2 separate regions of the Mus musculus genome follow, and region 2 is linked to region 1. Evidence: chromatin loops called from intact Hi-C (ENCODE). Cell type or tissue: heart. All regions are shown on one strand. Links, peaks and the distances in the headings refer to the core of each region. The heading gives the core; the rest is flanking DNA.

Region 1 (7,740 bases), core at 1,439-6,438:
CTACATCAGAAACTGTCACTTTAGACTGAAAAAGAAGGGCTCTTGTATTCAGGGTCTATCAGAACAGGGTCTATAAGAACAACGTATAGTCAACCTTCCAGCTCTTCCTTAATCCTCAGTGTCTGACCTGACCCAACCTCAGCCCTGTCTCCCAGTTCCCCCACTCCAGGCTCTAAGCCCTCAACCCTTCCTGTTAAGGGCAGGAAGCTGCTCTCCCAGGGAGACAGTGCTGGACCCATCTCTGGATGTTTATGTCTCCTCAGGGTTGGGATTCAGACCCAGGACAAGCAGCTGAGGTGCTTAGCTTGCATATCCAGGTTCTCCCAGCATCCCTCAGTCCTGCCTGTTCCAGGCAAGGCTGGCTTATCTGAACTTTCTAATATCTCTCCTAGGAGCTCTTCCCTATAGAATCTAGACGTTTGGCTCTCCTCTCCCACCTCTGCATTTTCTCTCTTCCTGCTCAAGCTCCTTCTCCCCTCCCCCCACTGTCTCCCTCTCAATGGCTTCCCTTGTTGTCCCCACTAAAATATCCAGGATCATAAAATTCTCCTTAAACTTCTTAGCTATCCCTGTTATCTACAGGCTAAAGCTCTTAGCACAGTACCAAAATCTAGTGAGGCCATCCAAGCTCATTTCCTTTGTCTCGATTTCATATATATATATATATATTCTGTGCAGCTAGAAAAAAAATTACTTCCAATATACCCTTAAATATGCTGACTTCTTGTACATGAAAGGCAGCTCTCCTCAGAAACAAAAGGGACCATAGACAGGAGGGGAAGCTAGGGGCTGGGAGCCTGGGATTTTCCTTTCCCATCATTCCATGAGGATCAGGTACCTGAAGAGGTCTCTTGTTGAGGGACAGTCCAGTCTAAGGCTTTCTGGAGACCCTGATGTATGGAAAAGGAACACAGTCCCTTATCTGAAGTGCTTGGCAGAGCCGGTAACGGCCTGGGGTCCGGGCTTTGGCAGAGCATCAGCTTCAGATATGGAGAAGCCAGTTCTTCTAACCCCAAGGGGGCTGTGGTTCTCAGCCCCAAGGTCGCTGTGCACTCAATCTGTGACCTTCTTAAGATACCCTGCATTCCCCTTGTGCAAATTGCTCAATTAGCTTCCCGCTGACTCCATCTCACTGTGTCATAGCTGTCTGCTCCCTCTGTCCCATTTTCCCCACAGACGGTACACATAAGATGCCGTATTTCCTAATAAACTTGCTTGGAATAAGACATTCCTGACCCCAGCCTTCCTATCTCCTTTATCTTCTCATCCCTTGGTCCTCCCCCTAGGATTCCTGTCATCCCTTGGTCCTCCCCCTAGGATTCCTGTCACTGAAAAGCAACTTGCTGGCACAGCTCGGTCTCCAGGCACCGAGGCTACCCCTCTGTTCTTATTTTGCAGCGATTCTGGGGTATTTCAGGCCCACCCACTTACCAAGAGGGGAGCATCCATGACTTTCTTTCTCTGATTTCCAGGGTTCTTCTCCTTGTTGCAACACGGAGATCATCTTTGGTTTGGTAAATGGGAATCCTAATCGCAAACAAAAGTAGCAATAACACTAAAAAGACTTGGTCTTGTTTTAAAGTGGACAAGCATTAGATGCGCGGGGGAACCCAGCTACACTTCTACTGGGTACTTAAGCTGTTCATTGTCACGTGACAGGATGTGTCAGGCAGAGGCCAAGTGGCTCACAGGAGAGAACTGGGAGAACTAATTGCACATTATGGAAATTCTATAAACGGGCAGCTTTAGCATTCTAGAAAAGGGCTGTCGGGTGTGCAGATAGAATAAATACAGACAGTAACTGTGAAGAGGATTACGTGTCAAGAAGACTGTTTAAAGTGAAGAAACCATTTGATTTCTTTTCTAGAATAGTGTGCACAGCATTTGACTGGAAAAAGAAGTGGGAAAGGCAGGAAACAGGAGAGGGGGGCTGAGGGAAGACTTTGTTTACAGGCAACACAGAATAAATGTAACATGAATACTGCTGCGTCAACACTGGAGGAATTTCTACTGTCAAGTTGCAGACAGCGGGGAACAGTATGAGTATCAACCCCCTATGTTCTCCTATTTGGGGCATTTAGACACCTGGAAGTGGAAAAAAAGTTTCAATGTTTACTAGAGATCTGGTTTGTGCAGCCGGACAGCAAACCTCAGCTAGAGTGTTTTAATGACCACAGTCTTCATTCGGGGAAGAAGGCACTGAGGTCTCGATTGTGAGTCTCTGCCCACAGGGCACTCTCTTACCCAGCGAGGCCAGGTTGCTGTAGTTCTCCAGCATCACCTCACGGTACAGGCTTCTCTGAGAGGGAACCAGCTTCTTCCACTCATCCCGGGTAAAGAGCACGGCCACGTCTTCAAACGTCACCGACACCTGTGAGGGAAAGCCGTTCCATCTCAGCAGCCTCATACAGCACGAGGGAGGTGACAGTGTGGAAGGTGGACAGGCCATCGTGAAATGATGTCACTGAGGGTTCTGAAGAGGCTAGGTCATCTACCATTTAGTCATCAATTCAACCGGTGACAGACACGCAAACAACAGCAGTGAGTCAGATCCTGGCTTTCTGTACAGGGATTATGGCCAATAGCGCAAGTACATCATGGTAATTAGAAGTTCTTCTGGCAAAAGGTCTCTTGGGTTCTTGGTTTTTGAGACAATCTATGAAGCTCTGAGTGGCCTGGAACTTGGTATGGTGGACCAGACTAGCCCCAACCTCACAGAGATCTACCTGCCTCTGCCTCCCTGGTACTGGGATTAAAACCCTGCACCACCATGTCCAGCAAGATTCCTTACTCTGCGTTTTCACATGCATGCAGTGCCTGTAGGAAAAATAACTTACTATGGAGAGAATACAAACGATAATCTTTGCCTTAAAGACTTTCCGATCTAATCAGCACACAGGCATGTGTAGAAATCATTTCAACAATGTAAAAAAAAAAAAAAAAAAAAAAGCTGTGTAGCTGGTCTGGTAAGACCCACACACCATCTCCTGCTTCGGTCCTCACTCCAGAACAAGAATCCTACAAGGGGATGCTGTTATTTTTATTTTATTGGTAAGGGAACTGAGACACAGAAGTTAGACTTACTGATTTAAGGCCCACAGATGGTAACAGAGGGGGTAGGGTAAAAATCAACGGTCTTGAGCCTCCCACTGTGCTTTCTAATTTTCTGTCAAATATCCCAGGAAACCCTCTTCATGGCTTCTTGATAAGTCGTCTCCTTGCTCTCAGAGTGAGGCTCCTGACACTGTGTCCCCTGCAGTATGGCTTTCCCCTGTCCACGCAGCAGCTCACCTCGATGGGGGCAGCTCTATATTCCCGCTCCTCCAAATGGCAGGTCAAGAGTAGTTGTTTTCACAAGAATGGTACAATCCAAACCTAGGATCTACAGAGTATAGGAGGGGAACCACGGGATGGAGGAGCGCCGCAAGCATTCTTAAGGGCAAAAAGAAATAGATGGGCAATCCAGGTGAGGGCTGAGAAAAATAAACATGAGGGAAGCAGACCAGAAAGGACTTCCGCCAGCTGTGTCCCTAGTGATAACGGACATCTGCATGTCGCTGTCAATGTAGTAAGCACAACAGACCGGGATCAGCTAACAGCAACGCAATATACTGTGAGCGAGCGTGCAGTGTGCTTCCTAGACAACCAGCTCCTCCAAGAGCACCAAGTCCTGGTGAAGGGTCTACTGGGCGGAGAGCCTCAGTCTGGAAGGAAAACCAAAACCATATAAAATACTCCTGCCATGAACTGAGACGGCAATGCGCTCACCTGAGACTTCCCTTCCCTTTGCTCTGGAGCCATGCTCACTTTCTGGGCTTTTCTCAAAGATGGGTACAGTGTCCAAAAATGCGATCTGAGGGAAGAAGAAAGAAAGATTGCTTCGCACCCCTCAGAAGCCGCATCTCCGAATGCGTTCCACCAGCTGAGCCTGGCGCTTCTGCTTCCAGAACGGAAAGCGGGAGCTGGGGGCGGGCGGCAGAGAATTGACAGGTCACCACTCTTCTGGTCTCTAGATTTTCAGAAACAAGACTCAGGCGACACTGGACTCCATGTCACCGAGGAGACTCACTATGCCTCCGCGAGTCAGGCATCACCCTATGCTGTTCACCCCAGCTCAGTTGGCAGTGCCAACCCCCTTCAGATCAGAGTGCACTGAGGCCAGAGTGCAGCCACAGTGGGAACACAAACGTTTTTCACCCGTTTAGATCTGACCACGGGCCCACTCCACGTGCAGCCCACCCAACTGCTCTGCTGCTGTCAAGGGATCAATTTCCACATCCCCAGAGAAAACTCCAGAAAGGGGACCAGTGACTCATGGCGGCCCACGCTGAAGTCGCCACAGGCCTCCGTGTCCTCCAGCCTGGCCGCTCACCTCCCCCCTGCTCCCGCCACGCCTCATGAAGGCTCGCAGCTGCCACGCTTGGAGACTCAGACTGGGGAGCTAGATCAGGGCAGAGAATCGAGCCACAGACACCCGGCGGCCTGATAGATCTCACAGGGGGCGGGGCTGGAGGGGGGAATAATGAGGATAGCTGATGCAGAGGCCTCTGGGAAATGTAGTTTACCTCGGGACTCAAGGATTCTGGGATATAAAGTTGACCGCTTTGGTGCGCAGCTGCGGTGGAGAGCCCCCCCTCCCCAAACTCCCAAAAGGCCCCGGGTCACTAGCTCTGTGAAGTCTTAGATGTGGTATGCATTTTAATTCCATTTGTGTGGATGGGGTAAGGCCAGCCCACAGCGGCCAGAAACAGACTGGCAGTTACGTATTAACATCATGTTGTAAGCCTTTTGAAATAAATCAAAGAACAAAAGGGACCTCACTTGGTAAGCAGTGGTTTTTAGTAGGATAAAGTGTAGACAGTGAGCTGTGGAAATAATTATATATTGATTTAGACTCAGAGGGTGTTACAGGAAAATGCAAAAGAAAGGCTAGCTGAAACCTGGCACTCTGGGATTTAAAATAAAAATGAATGAATAAATGAATACATGAATGAATGAATGAATGAATGGAAAATGATAGATGAAGACGCCTGATATTAACCTCTGGTCTGAGTACAATGTACAACACACACACACACACACACACACACACACACACACACTCCAAAGCATAGAAAATATGATTGTGGAAGCCATAGTATGCCAGTGTGACACACAATACAGTACATCCCTCTGTCCACATATCTTCATTTGCAAATGTTTGTTGTAATGAGTCATTGATCTGGTTCAAGATCTCTGGCTTCTATGACACCATCAATATTGGACCCTCACTGAGACTCCTCCCAATTATCCTGTTGTCACCCTGTGTGTTAAAGATCCTGTAACAGCTTTGGATCGGCAGGACTGGCCCTTTCATGTGCCCCAACAATTCACACATGATACAGATTTTAGGAAGGGACAACCAGAGCCCTGGATCTGGGCCTGGGTGGCAGCTGAGTTGATGAGCTCAATGGCTGCCCCTTATCTGAATCACCAGGGTAAACTCTCCAGTACTGTTCAGCAAGGCCACCCAATGCCACAGTCAGCAGAAGGCAGAATCACCTCTCCTACTCCCATGCCTTTGGGTCAGCTCACCAGCACCTTTGTCATCAGGGCATCTTCACTGAGTTGCCCAGATGAGCTGTAGGGCCTGCTCTCCAGAGTGCTGCAGTCAGTGACAGGGCAGGACCGGCTCTCCTACTCTCATGCCCTCCAGGTGCTACCTCAGATGGTAAGGGACAGGGTGGGGGAGGGTACCACCACCCCTCCCCCGTCACCCAGGCCATTGCTGAGCCTTATCTCTTACAGGATAAGGTGTTCACAGGGGCCAGAGTTAAAAGGATACAATGAAAAAGGGAGGAACAGAGGCAAGGATACATATTGAATGGAATTGCAAGCAGTTCACATCAGATCTAAGAAACACAAAGTTACTCTTAATTACAAATAGAAACATTATTTAACAAGGACTTAACTAGGGACAAACAGAAACTTACTAACTAGGATTTAACACAAGACAAACATAAACTTCTTAATAACTATGAGAAGCCTTGCCCTGTAAAGACTTAACACAGGACAACCAGGAACTTCTTGACTGTCTTAACTGCAAACAGAACTCACAGTTCTGCAAGGTGTAGTTTCTGTTTCTGCCTCCCATTACCTTCTGAGATACTTGTTCTTGTTTTGGTCTCATGGCACTGGCGTGAATGAGTAGTCTTAGCTCCTACTCTCTGTAGCTACCGTTAACCCAATACTGTAAGCATTCATTACAGTGACAGGAATTTCCTAATTCTCCTGCGGCAGAACTGTCTTCCTGATGAGCCCCTTTCTCGGCTTATAAAATGCTGGTGTTGCTCAAGACTAATTCCTGGGGTCTTCTCATCACTAAGACTAATTCATGGGGTCTTCTCATCACAAGACTAATTCCTGGGGTCTTCTCATCACTAAGACTAATTCCTGGGGTCTTCTCATCACTGACTCTTGAGTTCTCCCTATTATTATTTTAATTGCCTTCGATTCTCCAATATTCTCCCAGTTTTCTTCTGAGTTCTGGTAATCCTCCAGATGTGCCCTCTGAACTCTGTCATCCAGGTTTCTTTTCTTTTTTTCTTTCTTTTCTTTTTCTTTTTTTCTTTTTTTTTTCGAGACAGGGTTCTCTGTTGTAGCCCTGGCTGTCCTGGAACTCACTCTGTAGACCAGGCTGGCCTCGAACTCAGAAATCCACCTGCCTCTGCCTCCCAAGTGCTGGGATTAAAGGCGTGCACCACCACTGCCCGGCAACTTCTGCTTTCTTTAAAAAGTCAGCTATGTCAAAAGGTATTTTCCTGGGTTGGTGAGATGGCTCAGTGAGTAAGAGCACCCGACTGCTCTTCCGAAGGTCCAGAGTTCAAATCCCAGCAACCACATGGTGGCTCACAACCATCCGTAACGAGATCTGACTCCCTCTTCTGGAGTGTCTAAAGACAGCTACAGTGTACTTACATATAATCAATAAATAAATCTTTAAAAAAAAGGTATTTTCCTGAAGCAGATACAAGTAAAAGAATGTTTTGCTAAAACAGATGCATGAAGGAATGTTTCACTAAAGTGGACACAGGTGAAAGGAAGTTTTACGCCGGGCATGGTGGCACACACCTTTAATCCCAGCACTCGGGAGGCAGAGACAGGTGGATTTCTGAGTTCAAGGCCAGCCTGGTCTACAAAGTGAGTTCCAGGATAGCCAGGGCTATACAGAGAAACCCTGTCTCGAAAAAAAAACACAAAAAAAACAAACAAACAAACAAAAAAAACGAACAAAAAAAAGGAAAGGAAGTTTTACTAAAGCAAACATGTAAAAAGATACCTGATGAAAGATTCTTCACTAACCACACACAAATATTGGTTCACCTTACACTGCATAGCTGAGCTCCATTTATAATGACAACATAGAGAAAAGCACACCAAAAGACTTTTGGTGATGTTCTGGCGGCATCTTGCTGTTTCCACGGACTCAGGCCGATTGACAGAATGATGTTAGCTGGTACAGGCTCATGCAGAGTTTTACTGAGATGAGACACATGGTGAGACGAGACCTATAGAGGGCATGTAATGTTTAGAGGGAGATATATAAGACTCAACGGACAGAGGCAGGGACTTACTTGCATAACTAGCTTTACAATGTTTCATTGGTTGCACATCTTCATCGTCACTGATTTTCACATCATGAAGAGATGCATGGCAAAGAACTCCTGGTGTCCCTAGTGGTCCTGGTTCCTCCTGCTGACT
Region 2 (7,740 bases), core at 1,724-6,723, 130 kb after region 1:
CACCTCCTGAAGCTCTGAATGTGTCAGCCCACAATCCACTAAGTATATGGATCCTCTGAAGACTCAGGAGTCTATTTCCAGTAATTCTGCTCTCACCACCAGCTCAAGTCCAAAATACTGCAAAGAAAACAGTCCTAAGGGAGGTGTGGTGGCTGTCCCCTGTGCTCCTAACACTCCAGGGACTAAGGCAGAGGGATCAAGATTTTGATGCCATAACATTTTCTTTTGTTATGCATAATTGCACAACTTTTCAAAACTGCATATCAAACAAGCAAACAAGCAAGCAAAGCCATATCTCTCCTAAATACAGAAAAGACTGAAGGAAAATCGCAAGTGGGTACTGGCATCAGACACATGTGGCCATCAACCAATAATGAGAATTTGGATTATAAATTCTCCCAGGGGAGAACTAGGCTCCAGACTCAATGCCTTGGTGTTGTTGTAAATGCTATTGATTAACTCCATTCATTCTTATTATGACCCAGCCAGCCCCTTAAATAGAAATTTCTGGTTTCTTTGGAAACTCAGTCATGCCATATAATGTTTTGCTGGGCCAGACAAGTGAAAGGATAAATGATGCTTAGAAAAGATATAAATCTGTGGGAGGAGGCTCTGGCACTGCGTCTCCATCACTGATCTTTGCTGGTTGTGACTGCATAGAGAGCAGCTAGCCGAAGAACTTCTTGTGATAGTCTGGGGGCATCTTTCCACTTTCGTGGACTTGGGCTGATTGGCAGAGCTTCGTGGTTTCCTCTGGATTGAACTGCCTTTACTTGCTGATTCGTGAATGGTGATTGCCCAGTGGGCTGGATTGCTGCTGCTGATTCGTGTTGGCGTTTTGCTAGACGACTTGGTTGCTGACAAGGAGGATTGGAATCCCCCCACCCAAAGAACTATTTCTAAACAGGTCCACAACCTGTTTCCTATTAACTTTTCTTTTCCACTCCCTCTATTGAGTGGTGGCCTAAAAGGAAGGCTGAAGCATTTAAGAACCCTCATTAGTGTAGGTTTTGAAAAATCTAAGCCATCAAGCCTCCCAATAATTGAGATTGAGGCCTATAATTTATTTTAATCAGCTTAGCACAATTACTGTGTGATTACCCCTAATCTATTTTTATATATGCTAGATTGGCTAATTCCCAGCTGTGCTCCCCAAGTTAGTTGCTTGGTCTCACCCCAGCTGCTTTCTTGCTCCATCAGCCTGTCCTCAGGGTAGACTTCTTCTGGCCACATGCTCATGGTCCATCCCATCTAATGGTGGTCTCCTTATCTCTCTCCTCCCATTCTCTATTTTCCTTTCCAGCTCTCTCTCTCTCTCCTTGTGGTCCCTCCTCACTACCTCCACCAGGTAACTGAAATCCTGTCTACCTCTACTCTCCACAGTGACTGGCTATAGGCATTTTTATGTAACCAATGGCTTAAAATTGGGGAGGAAGGTTTACACAGCAAAGATCAGTGTATGTGAGAATTCACTCATCTGAGGGTAGCAAGATCTTGGGGTTCAGAATTTAGCATTTGTATACATAGCATCAGACCAACCCTAAACACCTTAGGGTTTAGCAGTCCTTGACACAGTAATTCTGTTTCAAGAAACGGAAGAAAACCATCTTCAAAGATAAACTTCAAGGATGTTGACAGAATAAAAAAGAAAGCCTTAAGATAATATTAACAACTAGAAATAAAACTTTACTTGAATACCTTGAAGTAAATAAGCCTCAGATAAGAGCTTTGAAAGTTACTGAGCTGCAACAAATACATTGTGGCTTCAGTTGTAACTGAAGCAGATGTGAATGGTGACAGGTTAAGCTTGGCTTCTAAGTGCTGATAAAAGAATCAAAACCCTAACTACTAATTTCTGCTCTGTGGCACCAAGAAACTGGAGTGGGGCTGGGCTGGGTGTATTTATAATTTTTTTTGTGTGACTGACAATACCTACTAGCCTGGCCTGGGAGAGTCTGCCACTTCAGCTATCTAGGAGTCTGAGGCAAAAGAATTCAAAGTTCAAGGCCAGCTTTTGCAGAGTGAGGTCAATGTTAGCCTAGCCAATTTGATGAAACTCTGTCTCAAAAGTTAAAAGAGGGCTGGTGTTTAAAAAAAAAATGTTTTTTTTCTTCTATCCCCTGCTCTAGGAATGACAACTCTGGGACTAATTATTTATTATTAGTTGGTTAGGCCATAGCTTTGGCTCATTCTCTGACTAGCTTGTAGCTTACTTAACCCATTCAAACTATTCTGTCTACCACTTAGTTACCTGTCCTTCAGGCTCAGCTGCTGCTTTTTCACATCTCTCTCATCATCTCCTTTTATTTTTTTCCCACTATTTCCCAGAATCCTGTCTCTTCCTGCCAGTGTCCCACCTCCTATTTCCTGCCTCAGCTCATTGGCCATAGTCTTTTTTATTGACAGATGATGCGCGTAAGCGATTTTCTCTACAGAGTGGGGATGTGGCTCAGGGGTGGAATGCTTGTCTAGCCTGCTAGAGGCTCAGGTTCATTCTCCAGTACCACCACCAAATTAATTAAAATAAAATGTTTTGCATGTATTTATTGTGCATATATGAATGTATGTGGCACAGTGTATGTGTGAGGTCAGTCTCTCTTTTCACTATGTGAGTTCCTAGAATTGAATTCAGGTTACCAGGCTTGGCAGGGAGCGATTCACCACTGAGTCTTCTTCCGGGTCCTCATAAATAAAAAATTCTAAAACAATTATCTGTTGGCTCTTCCTGTAATGTCTCTGTCCTGATTGCTATGGATTGTCAATTTCATTAGATTGAGGGGTACCCAAAAGCTTGCTAAAGCCCATATCTGGTTGCGTTGATAAGCCGTATCCACGGAGGAGTCCATCATAAGGGCTGTTACATACACAATGACTTAACCCATTGATGGACTCAGTCTTTCAACCAGTTTTGGGGTGTTATGGAGCTGTAGGGGGTGTGGCCTGGCTAGAGAAGATGGGTTTCTAGGGATGTCCTTGAAGGGTCTATTTTGGCCCCACCCCTTCCTGTTAGCTGCTCTTTGCTTCCTGGCTGCCTTCAGCTCCACGGCTTTCATCTTCCTTGTCCTTCTGTGACATTCTGCTGCCTTGCTCTGAGCCGACAGTCAATGGAGTCAGTCAGGCGAGGACTTTAACCTGCCAACCACGGCCCCAAACTGGCCCTTTATTTTAGACCCTTAAGTTATTCTTCTCAAGTGAGTGTCACAGCCACAAAACTACAACTGCTACAATTCTGCCTCTCCTGAGTTGTTGCCTCAACCCCGTGCTTCATTCTTGTCTGCCCAGGCTGCCCTTGCTTTGCCCTACCCTTCTTTTGTTGTTTGTCTTTTCTTCTTTTTTGTTTTTTGTTTTGTTGTTTTTTTGTTTTGTTTTTGGTCTTATTACAGGTATCTTCTAGATCCCTATCTAATTATGTTCGTGGCTTGTTGTCTGGTTCTTGCCTTTTACAAAAAATAAAGTACTTCAGGATAATGACATTTGTTTTATTCAGTTTTTCAAATGGCTCATAATAGGGCTTGGTGCGTGACCGTTAGAACACAGACTGTACAGCGTACTCTGAAAAGTCAGACCACACACTCCTGTAGTCTCTCCCTCTTTGGACTGAGAGTTGATACAAGCAATGTGCTGTGACATTGACAAGGCTCACAGAGCTAAGTTATCTCTCTCTTCCTCTCTCAGCTGCCACCCTAGCTCCAACAGACACCCCAGACAACCTTGAGTTATAACTTAGCTTGCATCTACTGCCTTCCTACCTTTTCTTTTGACTCCTGGCACACAAGTTGGGCCATGTGTCAACACAAACTTCCCCAAACTTGTAAGAATACAGAATTCCTGTCCTTGGGAGCTGAAGGATATTTGATAAGCTTTGCCCGTCAGATCTCCATCGTGGCTGCCTTCAGCCTGATTCTAATAACTTCCCCCCTCCCCGCTGTTGTTATTTGTGGGAAAAGAAGAATTTTAAGGACATTTATTACTTGTGTGTATGAGTGAGTGTGTATGAGCATGGAATGCATCCGCTGCCCGGAGATGCCAGAAGGGGGTATTGGAACCCAGGCACTGCAGTTACAGGCCATTGTGAGCAACTGATATGGGTAGTGGGGATTGAACCTAGGTCCTCAACAAGAGCAGCAAGGACTCTTAAACCGCTGAGCACCTCTCCAGCCCTACTAATACCTTATAAAAAAAAAAAAAAAAAAAAAAAAAAAAAAGCTCTTCTAAAGGGTACTTCGTGCCAGCTTCCTTTCCACTAACCTGCAACATCTTTTATTATTTACCTAACAAGCAGGTGTTTGATTCCCGGTGTCCACTCTGACCTTCCAAGTAATCTGTGCATCAGACAAACCGAGGAACTTCAAATCCCAGAATCCCTGTGTCTCGAAGTGGACTACATTTCCCAGAGGGCTCCGCGGCCACCACCCTCTGGACCCCAAGATCTGACCCCCCCGTGAGCCTTCGCGGGTCTTAGGGCGTCTGTGGCGCGGCTCGAGGCTAGGGGCCAAGGTCCCCGTGCAGAGTCCTTACCCGCGGCGGCTCAGAGCATATGTGAGGCGCGGCGGGAGCCGGAGGAGGGAAGGTGAGTGAAGGCTCGATATGTTCGGACGTCAGACAGGGGCTGGGCTGGGTTTGGCTCGGCGGCCTCCTGCGCGTCCCCCTCCCCAGAACGCGCGCTCCCAGTGGCCTTGGCTCTGGACTGCAAGTGACCTGCTCCCCACCGCCCGGGCAGTGACCACGCAGGCTGTGTTTTCCGTGCAGCTCTCTTGTCCTGGGCTACTATTGGTCCCCTTTCTGGAGTTTTCCCCTGGTATTCTGGAAATCGATCTCTGACAGCAGCAGTGCAGTCGGGTGGGCAACGTGTTATAAGGAAGAACACCGTCCCTGCCCGTGGTCAATCTGAGGGGGCAAAACCGGAGGCGCCCCCACTGTGGCCGCATTCAGACTTCAATTTCCTTCCCAAAGGGGCTGGAAAGTGCCTGCTGAGATGTGGTGAACAGTCTAAGGGTGTTCACATGGGAGCTCAGTGAGTCCCCTCGGTTATGGAGTACAGTGTCGCCTGAATCTTGCTTCTGGACATCCACGGACAAGAAGACTGGTGACTTGTCGATTCTCTGATGCCCACCCCCAGCTCCTGGTTCCCTCTCTTGAGGCAGAAGAGCCAGGCTCAGATGATGGGACACTTTCGGAGATGCTGCTTCTGACAGGTGCCGAGCAACAGGTACTACTCCTTTCTTCTTTCCACCCTCAGATCCTCCCTCATCTTCACCCATCTTTGGAAGAAGAACCTTCAGAAAGAAGATGGCTCCTGAGCAATGGGAAGCGACATCTCAGGTAAGCACCTTGCCGGTTCATTTCGTAGCAGAAGGAGCGGATTTTGTTTGGTTTTCCTTCTGACAGTTATCCACGCAGTTCAGCCTTCACCGGGTTTCATCGCCCATGCCCTCCTTGGAGCAGTTGGTCCTCCCTCCGTGGGTGGTGGATTCTGTGGGGAGCACACCCCATGTTCACAGTTCCAGTCTTATGTATCTCTTGATAGACAGGCTATTGTTGCCTGGTGCCAGTCTGGTGTATGCCTACAAATTCCACAAGTAACTTGCCAGGTACCTGGGACAGAATACACATACGTACTTGAGAAAATTCCTTTTTTTTCTGGTCCTGCCTCCCGCACTTGTCTGTTTCATTCTCTGCCCTTACCAAAATTGGTTTTCTATTTTTTTCTTCTTTCTTCTTGACAATCCTTATGTTGTTCACCAAGCCTTCTCCAGTCTGTGGTGGTTGGTTGGTTGGTTGGTTGTTGTTGTTGTTTTTCCCACTTTATGGTTTTATCTTTTGCTTGTACAATTTCCATGAAAGTTTTTTTCTTATCGTGTATGTATGTATGATGTGGTGTGCATACATGTGTATATGCGTATTCTCATGTACTTGGTCACGTGTTTGGATGGCTGTATCTCTGTGTGAGGATATACATCTGCACATGTGTGTCAAAGCCTGAGGCTATAGGGTGGCTTCTCCCATGGAGTTGTCTGTCCCTCACAGGTGTCGTTGACATTTGAAGACGTGGCCGTGCTCTTTACCCGGGATGAGTGGAAGAAGCTGGTTCCCTCTCAGAGAAGCCTGTACCGTGAGGTGATGCTGGAGAACTACAGCAACCTGGCCTCGCTGGGTAAGAGAGTGCCCTGTGGGCAGAGACTCACAAGCGAGACCTCGTGCCTTCTCTTCCAAATGGAGATTTCATTGTGAAATCTTAGCAGAGTTTTGCCTTCAGGCCTTACAAATATGACCTTATAAGTAAGCATTGACACACACTTTGCACAGCAGGCCTGGAACTGCCCATGTGCAGTGGAGCGGGCGTGGCAGTGAGGGCACCGCTTCCCTTGGTATGAAGCAAAGGTTCATAGTCTGGGCATCTTCCCAACCAGCAGTCATTCCATGCTTGCTTGGTTCATCTCTCAGCAGAGAGCTTTGTTCCATCTCTGGAACCTCTTGCCCATCTCCTTTGCTATGTGTTTTTCTGCAAAGGGCCTTGTGAGGGAAACATTTGAGGCTTCTGGTTACTGAGCTCATCTTGTCTACAAGCAGGATTCCCGTTTACCAAACCAAAAGTGATCTCCCTGCTGCAGCAAGGAGAGGATCCCTGGAAGGTGGAGGAAGAAGGCCCTGGAGGCTTCTCTCTCGGTGAGTGTGTGCGCAGGCCTGGCAGTCTCTGCAGGCTCCAGTGTGGTGAATAAGGAGAGGGTGCAGCTTAGAGTGTGGGTTGGGAAATGTCTTCAGGTTCTCAGTCCACAAGAGATGGCCGGGGTGGAGGGGGTGGGAGGCTGGAGAGACAGCTCAGTGGTTAAGAGCACTGACTGCTCTTCCAGAGGTCCTGAGTTCAAATCCCAGCAACGACATGGTGGCTCCCAACCGTCTGTAATGAGATCTGACACCCTCTTCTGGTGTATCTGAAGGCAATGACAATGTCTTATCTGTAATGAGATCTGACACCCTCTTCTGGTGTATCTGAAGGCAATGACAATGTCTTATATATATAAAATAAATAAATCTTTAAAGAAGAAAGAGGTGGTCAGGGACTGGGATGGAGCTCAGTGGTAAGAACACCTGTCTAACACACAAAAAGCCCTGGGTTCAACTCCCAGCACGCGCGTGCGCGCACACACACACACACACACACACACACACACCAATGAAACAAAGTAAACAAACAACTCAATAAATTATCCGTAAATTAGATAAGAGCAGTGGAGGGAAACTGAAATCTGGGCTAGCTCTGTTATTCTCTTCTGATCATGTCCCGAATGAATTTCTTGGGGTCTTTTTTTTCTTGTTGGTTGTTTCTGAGGAGGGCTGCGTTTTCAGAGCTCATTTAAGAAGTATGGTATATTTAAGGGATGATAAAGAACTCACTCAGGTTGGAGTTCAAAATGTAAAGGAAAAGGAAACGGTGGGAAGGCTATGCATGTAGGGATCCTGTAACGAGGGCCTTGGTGCTGTTCCAAGAGCTGTGTCCTGGACATGGGAGCTGCTAGCATCTGCACTGCAAATGGCCACTGTACTTGTGGGTAGCTCTCAGAAAGCTGGTTCTAATCAGAAACAATTGAAAGGTCTCTTAGTTAACCAGCTGAAGAAACTATGGTATGTCCTTGTTCTGACAGCCACCATCTCAGAGAGTGTCAAGGAGTGAGGCAGGTTTCAGAGCACTGTCGAGATTAGATTGAAAGAAAATTGTGTGCACAGAGAGAAGGGTGAGGA

The links. Hi-C counts contacts between places; a loop is a spot of excess contacts. Peaks named below come from ENCODE experiments on the same cell type or tissue, not always from the same donor. Only the 100,000 strongest peaks of a DNase experiment are listed, where the experiment ranks them.
Region 2: a loop joins it to region 1, with 5 times the contacts of the local background. A loop is called at or near these places in 21 of 42 quality-filtered maps.

What each region holds. Positions count from the first base shown.
Region 1 is chr11:50,927,133-50,934,872 of GRCm38, forward strand. Zfp354b (zinc finger protein 354B) reads right to left here and starts at 4,503. Exons shown (of 5, transcript NM_013744.3): 1 at 4,373-4,503; 2 at 3,769-3,853; 3 at 2,245-2,371; 4 at 1,432-1,527. The coding sequence starts at 3,801. In heart, for the core only: no CTCF peak of the experiment used is centred there; a DNase peak (open chromatin) is centred at 4,489; H3K4me3 peaks cover 1,719 bases; H3K27ac peaks cover 998 bases; H3K27me3 peaks cover 1,170 bases.
Region 2 is chr11:51,054,833-51,062,572 of GRCm38, forward strand. It overlaps Zfp354a (zinc finger protein 354A), which reads left to right and starts at 4,393. Exons shown (of 5, transcript NM_009329.4): 1 at 4,393-4,570; 2 at 5,240-5,322; 3 at 6,028-6,154; 4 at 6,571-6,666. The coding sequence starts at 5,290. In heart, for the core only: a CTCF peak has its summit at 4,673; a DNase peak (open chromatin) is centred at 4,429; H3K4me3 peaks cover 1,397 bases; H3K27ac peaks cover 893 bases.